2 separate regions of the Homo sapiens genome follow, and region 1 is linked to region 2. Evidence: chromatin contacts called from ENCODE Hi-C or POLR2A ChIA-PET data. All regions are on one chromosome and are shown on one strand. Each heading gives the region's core, a stretch centred on a gene start or an enhancer-like site at or near the end of the contact. The rest is flanking DNA. Distances are from core to core; before and after follow the strand shown. Region 1 has its middle 37 kb from the start of PEMT. Region 2 has its middle 85 kb from the start of MED9.

Evidence for each region. A loop is a pair of places that touch in the nucleus more often than their neighbours do. ChIA-PET counts read pairs that join two places held with the same protein, here RNA polymerase II (POLR2A). Pooled maps may share reads with other maps.
Region 1: a loop to region 2 is called in a pooled map, with 1.8 times the contacts of the local background. The contact joins two enhancer-like sites. A Hi-C loop is called at or near these places in 1 of 50 pooled maps. POLR2A ChIA-PET finds 5 or more read pairs at or near these places in 3 of 52 experiments (MCF 10A, Panc1 and T-cell).

The regions. Positions count from the first base shown.
Region 1 is chr17:17,626,688-17,630,143 of GRCh38, forward strand. No RefSeq gene overlaps it. Among named protein-coding and RNA genes, the nearest start is that of PEMT, 37 kb to the left of the region's middle. RefSeq lists enhancers at 1-843, 1,937-2,096. Within about 2 kb of position 2,029, at least 5 of the 41 ENCODE cell types and tissues checked have a DNase peak (open chromatin) inside an H3K27ac peak, as active enhancers do.
Region 2 is chr17:17,390,022-17,393,425 of GRCh38, forward strand. No RefSeq gene overlaps it. Among named protein-coding and RNA genes, the nearest start is that of MED9, 85 kb to the right of the region's middle. RefSeq lists an enhancer at 2,014-2,243. Within about 2 kb of position 2,135, at least 2 of the 41 ENCODE cell types and tissues checked have a DNase peak (open chromatin) inside an H3K27ac peak, as active enhancers do.

The DNA.
Region 1 (3,456 bases), core at 779-3,278, 240 kb after region 2:
GTGTAACGCATTGAGCTGGGTGAGCTGGGCAGCCTTGGAGTTGAAAGGACCCCAGGAATCCAGTCCAGGTCCCCTGTGGTGCAAATGGGGAAACTGAGGTCCGGACAGGGAGAGGACCTCACCCAGCCGGTGGCTGCCAGGTAACGCATGTCTTTGGTTTTGTCCCTTTAACTCTGTGAGTCTGGGTCTCAGTCTCCTCATCTGTCAGTTATAAATGATAATCCCACTACAGTCCCAGGGCATTGCCGGAGAAGCTGGCGGCGGCGTGGCAGTTGCTGTTCTCTGAAAAGTCCCCACTGTTCCTGCCCTCCCAGCCTTGGTCTTTGCTGGGCCCTGGGGTCCCTTCCTCAGGCTCCTCCCTGCTGAGCCCGCCCCCCGCACATCCTGGCTTGGGTCCCTGCAGTAAGCCCTGTTCTCACCCCCACCCCCGTCCAGGAACAAGGGCTGGGATGCTCTCACCAGCGTCAGCTTCTCTCATGCTGAAAGCTCTGACTCTTGCACCATGCCCAGGCCAGAGCCCTCACTCAATGCACTGAATAACTGAGCACACACAGGCACACCTGGAATCCTAACCGCTTCCACGGTCCCCTAAATGCTCATCCTGAGCCAGAAAGTCTAACTGACTCTTTTGTTGTTCTTTTTTTTTTTTTTGAGACAAGGTCTCGTTCTGTCTCCTAAGCTGGAGTGCAGTGGTGCAATCATGGCTCACTGTAGCCTCCAACTCATAGGCTCAAGAGATACTCCTACCTTAGCCTCTCAAGTAGCTAGGGCTGCAGATGTGACCACCGCACCTGGCTAATTATTATAATATTATTATTGTTATTATTTTTTGAGACGGAATCTTGCTCTGTTGCCCAGGCTGGAGTGCAATGGCATGATGTCCCGGCTCACTACAACCTCCACTTCCCGGGTTCAAGTGATTCTCCTGCCTCAGCCTCCCAAGTAGCTGGGATTACAGGCACCCGCCACCACGTCTGGCTAATTTTTTTGTATTTTTAGTAGAGACAGGGTTTCGCCATGTTGGCCAGGCTGGTCTCGAACTCCTGACCTCAGGTGATCTGCCTGCTGCGGCCTCCCAAAATGCTGGGATTACAGGCATGAGCCACCATGCCTGGCCTCACCTGGCTAATTTTTTGTTTGTTTTGAGATGGAGTCTCACTCTGTCGCCCAGCCTGGAATGCAGTGGCACAATCTTGGCTCACTGCAACCTCCAACTCCCAGGTTCAAGTGATTCTTCTGCCTCAGCCTCCCAAGTAGCTGGGACTACAGACGTGCGCCACCACGCCCAGCTAATTTTTTTACTTTTAGTAGAAACAGGGTTTCACCATATTGGCCAGGCTGGTCTCGAACTCCTGACCTCGTGATCCACCCGCCTCAGCCTCCCAAAGTGCTGGGATTACAGTTGTGAGCCATCACACCTGGCCTCACCTGGCTAATTTTTAAAAAATCTTTTGTAGATATGGAGTCTCACTATGATGCCCAGGCTGGTCTTGAACTCTTAGCCTCAAGTGATCCTCCCATCTCGGCCTCCCAAAATGCTGGGATTATAAGTGTGAGTCACTGTGCCTGGCCTGTTCTTCTTTAAAAGAAAAAAATCTGGCCGGGCGCGGTGGCTCACACCTGTAATCCCAGCACTTTGGGAGGCAGAGGCAGGCGGATCATGAGGTCAGGAGTTCAAGACCAGCCTGGCCATTATGGTGAAACCCCGTCTCTACTAAAAAAAAAAAACAATACAAAAATTAGCCAGGCGTGGTAGCACGTGCCTGTAGTCCCAGCTACTCGGGAGGATCGCTGAGGCAGGAGAATCTCTTGAACCCAGGAGGCAGAGATTGCAGTGAGCCAAGATCCCGCCATTGCCCTCCAGCCTGGGCGACAGAGCAAGACTCCGTCAAAAAAAAAAAAAAGAAAAGAAAAGAAAAATCTTAAAATGCAGAAAGATGGAAAGAATAATAAACAGCCATATTTCCCTCAGCCCAAAGTAAAACTGTCCACACCTCATCATTACTGCTTCTTTCGCTTTCTCTTTTGCCCGGGGGCAGGTGGCGGCATGGTGCACGGCGGGAGGCGGGCAGTGATGCCTGTTTTCCCCATGTTCCCCATTCACAATGGCCGTTGTCGTCCATGCCAGGTGGCCCCAGACCGATGGAAGAAAGGAAGCCCCAGTGGGAGTTTTGGTTTGGATGTCTCTGGTTATCCTCTCACACACTCACCAGCCAGCTCAGGTCCCCTCTGTACCCTGCTCACTCATATATTTTGCCATTTTTCTGTTGTGTTTCCTGCTTGTTCCTTGTTGGTCTGCAGGAGTTCTTTGAATGTGCTAGGTATGAATTCTTTGTTGGTTGTTTGGTTTGTGACATTTACATAAAATAAGATTAACTGGTTTTTTTTGTTGTTTTTTTTTTTTTGAGACAGGATCTTGCTCTGTCACCCAGGCTGGAGTGCAGTGGTCGAACTCCTGGGCTCAAGCAATCCTCCAGCCTCAGCCTCCTGAGCACCTGGGTCTACAGGCGTTGCACCACCATGCCCAGCTAATTTTTTGATTTTCTGTACAGACAGGGTCTTGCTATGATGTCTCAGCTGGTCTGGAACTCCTGGGCTCAAGCGATCTACCTGCCTCAGCCTCCCAAAGTGCTGGGATTACAGGTGTCAGCCACGGTGCCCAGCCAGATTAACCATTTTAAAGTGTATAGTTTAGTGGCATTTAGTATATTCACGACGTTATGCAATCATTACCTCTACCTTCTTCCAAAACATCTTCATCATCCCAAAAAGAAACCCCATCCTTCTTAAGCAATCTCTTCACTTTGCATTCCCCTCTTCCCCAATTCCTTGGCAACCAGCAACTGGCTTTCTGTCTCTATAGACTTACCTATTCCACATATTTCACATAAATGGAGTCATACAACATAGTGACCTTTTGTGCCTGGCTTTTTTTTTTTTTTTTTTTTTTTTTGAGACAGAGTTTCACTCTTGTTGCCCGGGCTGGAGTGCAATGGCGCGATCTCGGCTCACTGCAACCTCTGCCTCCTGGGTTCAAGTGATTCTCCTGCCTCAGCCTCCAGAGTAGCTGGGATTACAGGCATGCACCACCACACCCTGCTAAATTTTTGCATTTTTAGTAGAGACGCAGTTTCACCATGTTGGCCTGGCTGGTCTTGAACTCCTGACCTCAGGTGATCCACTCCCCCTCGGCCTCCCAAAGTGCTGAGATTACAGGCGTGAGCCACCGCGCCTGACAGCCTGGTTTTTTTTTTTTTTTTTTTTTACTTAACATGTTTTTTGTAGCATGTGCCAGTACTTTATTCCTTTATATGGCTGAATAATATTCCATTATGTGGCTATACCATGCTTTATTTAGCCATTCATCTGTTGATAGGTATTTGGGCTCCGCCATCTTTTGGCGATTGTGAATAGTGCTGCTATACCATTTGTGGTTATTTGTTTGACTACTTGTTT
Region 2 (3,404 bases), core at 885-3,384:
AAGGCAGGTGGATCACTTGAGGTGAGGAGTTCGAGACCAGCCTGGACAACATGGTGAAACCCCGTGTCTACTAAAATTACAAAAATTAGCTGAGTGTGGTGGCGGGCGCCTGTAATCCCAGCTACTTGGGAGGCTGAGGCAGGAGAATTGCTTGAACGCAGGAGGCAGAGGTTGCAGTAGGCTGAGAGTGTGCCACTGCATTGCAGCCTGGGCAACAAGAGCAAAACTCTGTCTCCAAAAAAAAAAAAAGGAAATGCAGATGAGAATTTGCTTGCAATGACCTTTCTGTATGAAATCATGATGAGGAAAAATGGCATCAGAAAAGTGATAAAAACTTTCCTTCATGTTGATCAGTCACGATAATGGATAATGACATTATGGTTTCTATTTTCAGCTTTCTTTTCTGCAGTTGTGTCAAGTGATTTTGTCAACATTGGTCTTCCTCATGGACTTGTGTTGAATAGCCAGGCTTCAACACAGTGGGCTGAATAGTCAGCTCATATTCTCTCCTAGGGAATGGATGAGCATTGTTTATTAACTTCAATTTTGTAAAGTTTCTTTTTGATGAAGCAATGGGTACAAAATGTTAGAAAACGTCTTCAACGTAAGTATAACTTTGGTAGAGTTCTTTCTTTTTTCGAGACGGAGTTTCGCTCTTGTTGCCCAGGCTGGGGTACAGTGGTGCAGTCTTGGCTCACCGCAACCTCTGCCTCCCGGGTTCAAGCGATTCTCCTGCCTCAGCCTCCCGAGTAGCTGGGATTACAAGCATGTGCCACCACGCCTGGCTAATTTTGTATTTTTAGTAGAGACTAGGTTTCTCCATGTTGCTCAGGCTGGTCTTGAACTCTTGACCTCATGATCAGCCAGCCTCCGCCTCCCAAAGTGCTGGGATTACAGGCATGAGCCACTGCACCCGGCCTCTCAGAGATTTTTAAAAATCCCATTTCACAGTACATTCCAGAATGGGCAACATTGTCGAGGTCTTTATTTCTCTGGGATCAGTTCTAGCAGTTTTTGATTGCCTTCACCGTAGAGAAATATTGAGTGAAAATGGAAACTCCAAGTGAAAACGAAAACTCTAAGTGCTGATGAAAGTAACTCAAGCTCTGTCTTTTCGCCCTCACAGCCTCTGGGCTGTAGCTGCTTATTCTGAGTATCCTGCTGGGACCTAAGAACATGAGACCCAGAGGTTTAGAGACGGAAACTGCACCTGAATGAGCTGGAGAGGTCCTGGAGCATTAGGAATTCACTCTCGAAACAGACGCTTGTAGCTAAATATGCATGTCAGGGCTGAACCGGGTGGGAGTTTGCAGAACTAACTTCTACATGTACAATATAAAGTTTATTAAAGAATGAATAATAAAAAGTGTGAACTTGGAGCTTCACATATATCATTAAAACTCAACAGTTAACCCTGGAAATATTCTGGAACTTGAATGAACAAAAGATCTAGGAACCTGGAAAACATCTCTGATGATGTTTAGAATTGTCTGTGCATGGTAATAATAAAAACACTGATTTATAGTTGGTCATATTGAGAGGTGAAGCCGGTTGGGCTTCTGGGTGGAGTGGGGACTTGGAGAACTTTTCTGTCTAGCTAAAGGATTGTAAATGCACCAATCTGCGCTCTGTGTCTAGCTAAAGGTTTGTAAACACACCGATTAGCACTGTGTAAAATGGACCAATCAGCACTGTGTAAAATGGACCAATCAGCGCCCTGTGAAATGGACCAATCAGCAGGATGTGGGCGGGGTCAAATAAGGGAATAAAAGCTGGCCACCATGTGCCGCCAGTGGTAACCTGTTCAGTATGCTTCTGTGTGATGCTTGTTTTTTTTTTTTTTTGCTGTTTGCAATCTTGTTGCTGTTGGCTGTTTGGGTCTGCCCTGATTGTAAGACACCCATGGCAAAGTCTGCAGCTTCACACCTGGATGAAGTCAGCGAGACGGTGAGTCCACCAGGAGGAGTGAACAACTCCAGACCCGCCACCTTTATAGAGCTGTAACACTCATCGCGGAGCTCTGCAGCTTCACTCCTGAAGCCAACGAAACCACGAACCCACCAGGAGGAACGAACAGGTCTGGACGTGCCATTTTTAAGAGCTATAACGCTCACTGTGCAGGTCTGCAGCTTCACTTCTGAAACCAGCGAGACCACGAACCCACCAGGAGGAATGAGCAACTTTGGTTGCGCTACCTTTAAGAGCCGGAACACTGACTGCGAAGGTTTGTGGCTTCACCCCTGAAGTCAGCGAGACCACGAACCCACCACAAGGAAGAAACTCCGAACACATCTGAACATCTGAAGGAACAAATTCCGGACATGCCATCTTTAGGAACTGTAACACTCACCGCGAGGGTCTGTGGCTTCATTCTGGAAGGTAGCGAGACCAAGAACCCACTGGAAGGAGCAAATTCCAGACCCAATATTATTGTAGAATTCTCTCCAGAGTGTGGGTGTGGTGGCTCAGGCCTGTAATCTCAGAGCACTTTGGGAAGTCAAGTTGGAAGGATTGCTTAAGGCCAGGAGTTTGAGTCCAGTCTGGGCAACATAGTGAGACCCTGTCTCTGCAAAAAATTAAAAAATCCAGATGTGGTAATGTGTGCCTGTGTCCCAGCTTTTTTGGAGGCTGAGGTGGGAAAATGGCTTGAGACCAGGAGTTAAAAGCTATGAAGAGCTGTGATCATGTCATTGCACTCCATGTTAGGCAAGAGTGACGACCCCCAACTTTTAAAATATATATTGTTGAGGCAGAGTTTCACACTGTCCCCCAGGCTGGAGTGCAGTGGCATGATCTTGGCTCACTGCAACCTCTTCCATCAGGTTCAAGCAATTCTCCTGCCCCAGCTTCCTGAGTAGCTGGGGTTACAAGCGCCTGGCTAATTTTTGTATTTTTAGTAGAGAAGTTTTCACCATGTTGACCAGGCTGGTCTCGAACTCCTGACCTCAGGTGATTCACCCACCTCGGCCTCCCAAAGTGCTGGGATTACAGGTGTGAGCCTGGCATAAATAAAATTTTTTAAAAGAATGAAACAATTATCTACAGACAACTTGTCCCTTCATGGCCTGCGTAGGCAGGGCCCTGCCTTTGGCATCGTCTGTCTGGGGCCAGCTATTCTTTGACGTGAGTTGGGGTAAGTGTGCCAGCTCCCTCGCTCCAGCACAGAGGGACTGATCTGAGCCCTGGCTTTCCTGGGCAGATGGAGCTCCAGCTGCCCCAGAGGTGTCTATGTCAGTAACTTGCCCCTCCTTGGTTGCTCCTCCCATCTCCCTTCCTCCCATACCAGTGTTTCCTGGACCACCTTATGAATCAAGTGCTTGCACTTACATCCTGTCTCAAGATCAGTTTTTGGGAGAATCCCAGTCAGGACAGTAGCTCATTCAAAAAATAAAAAATAAAAAAAA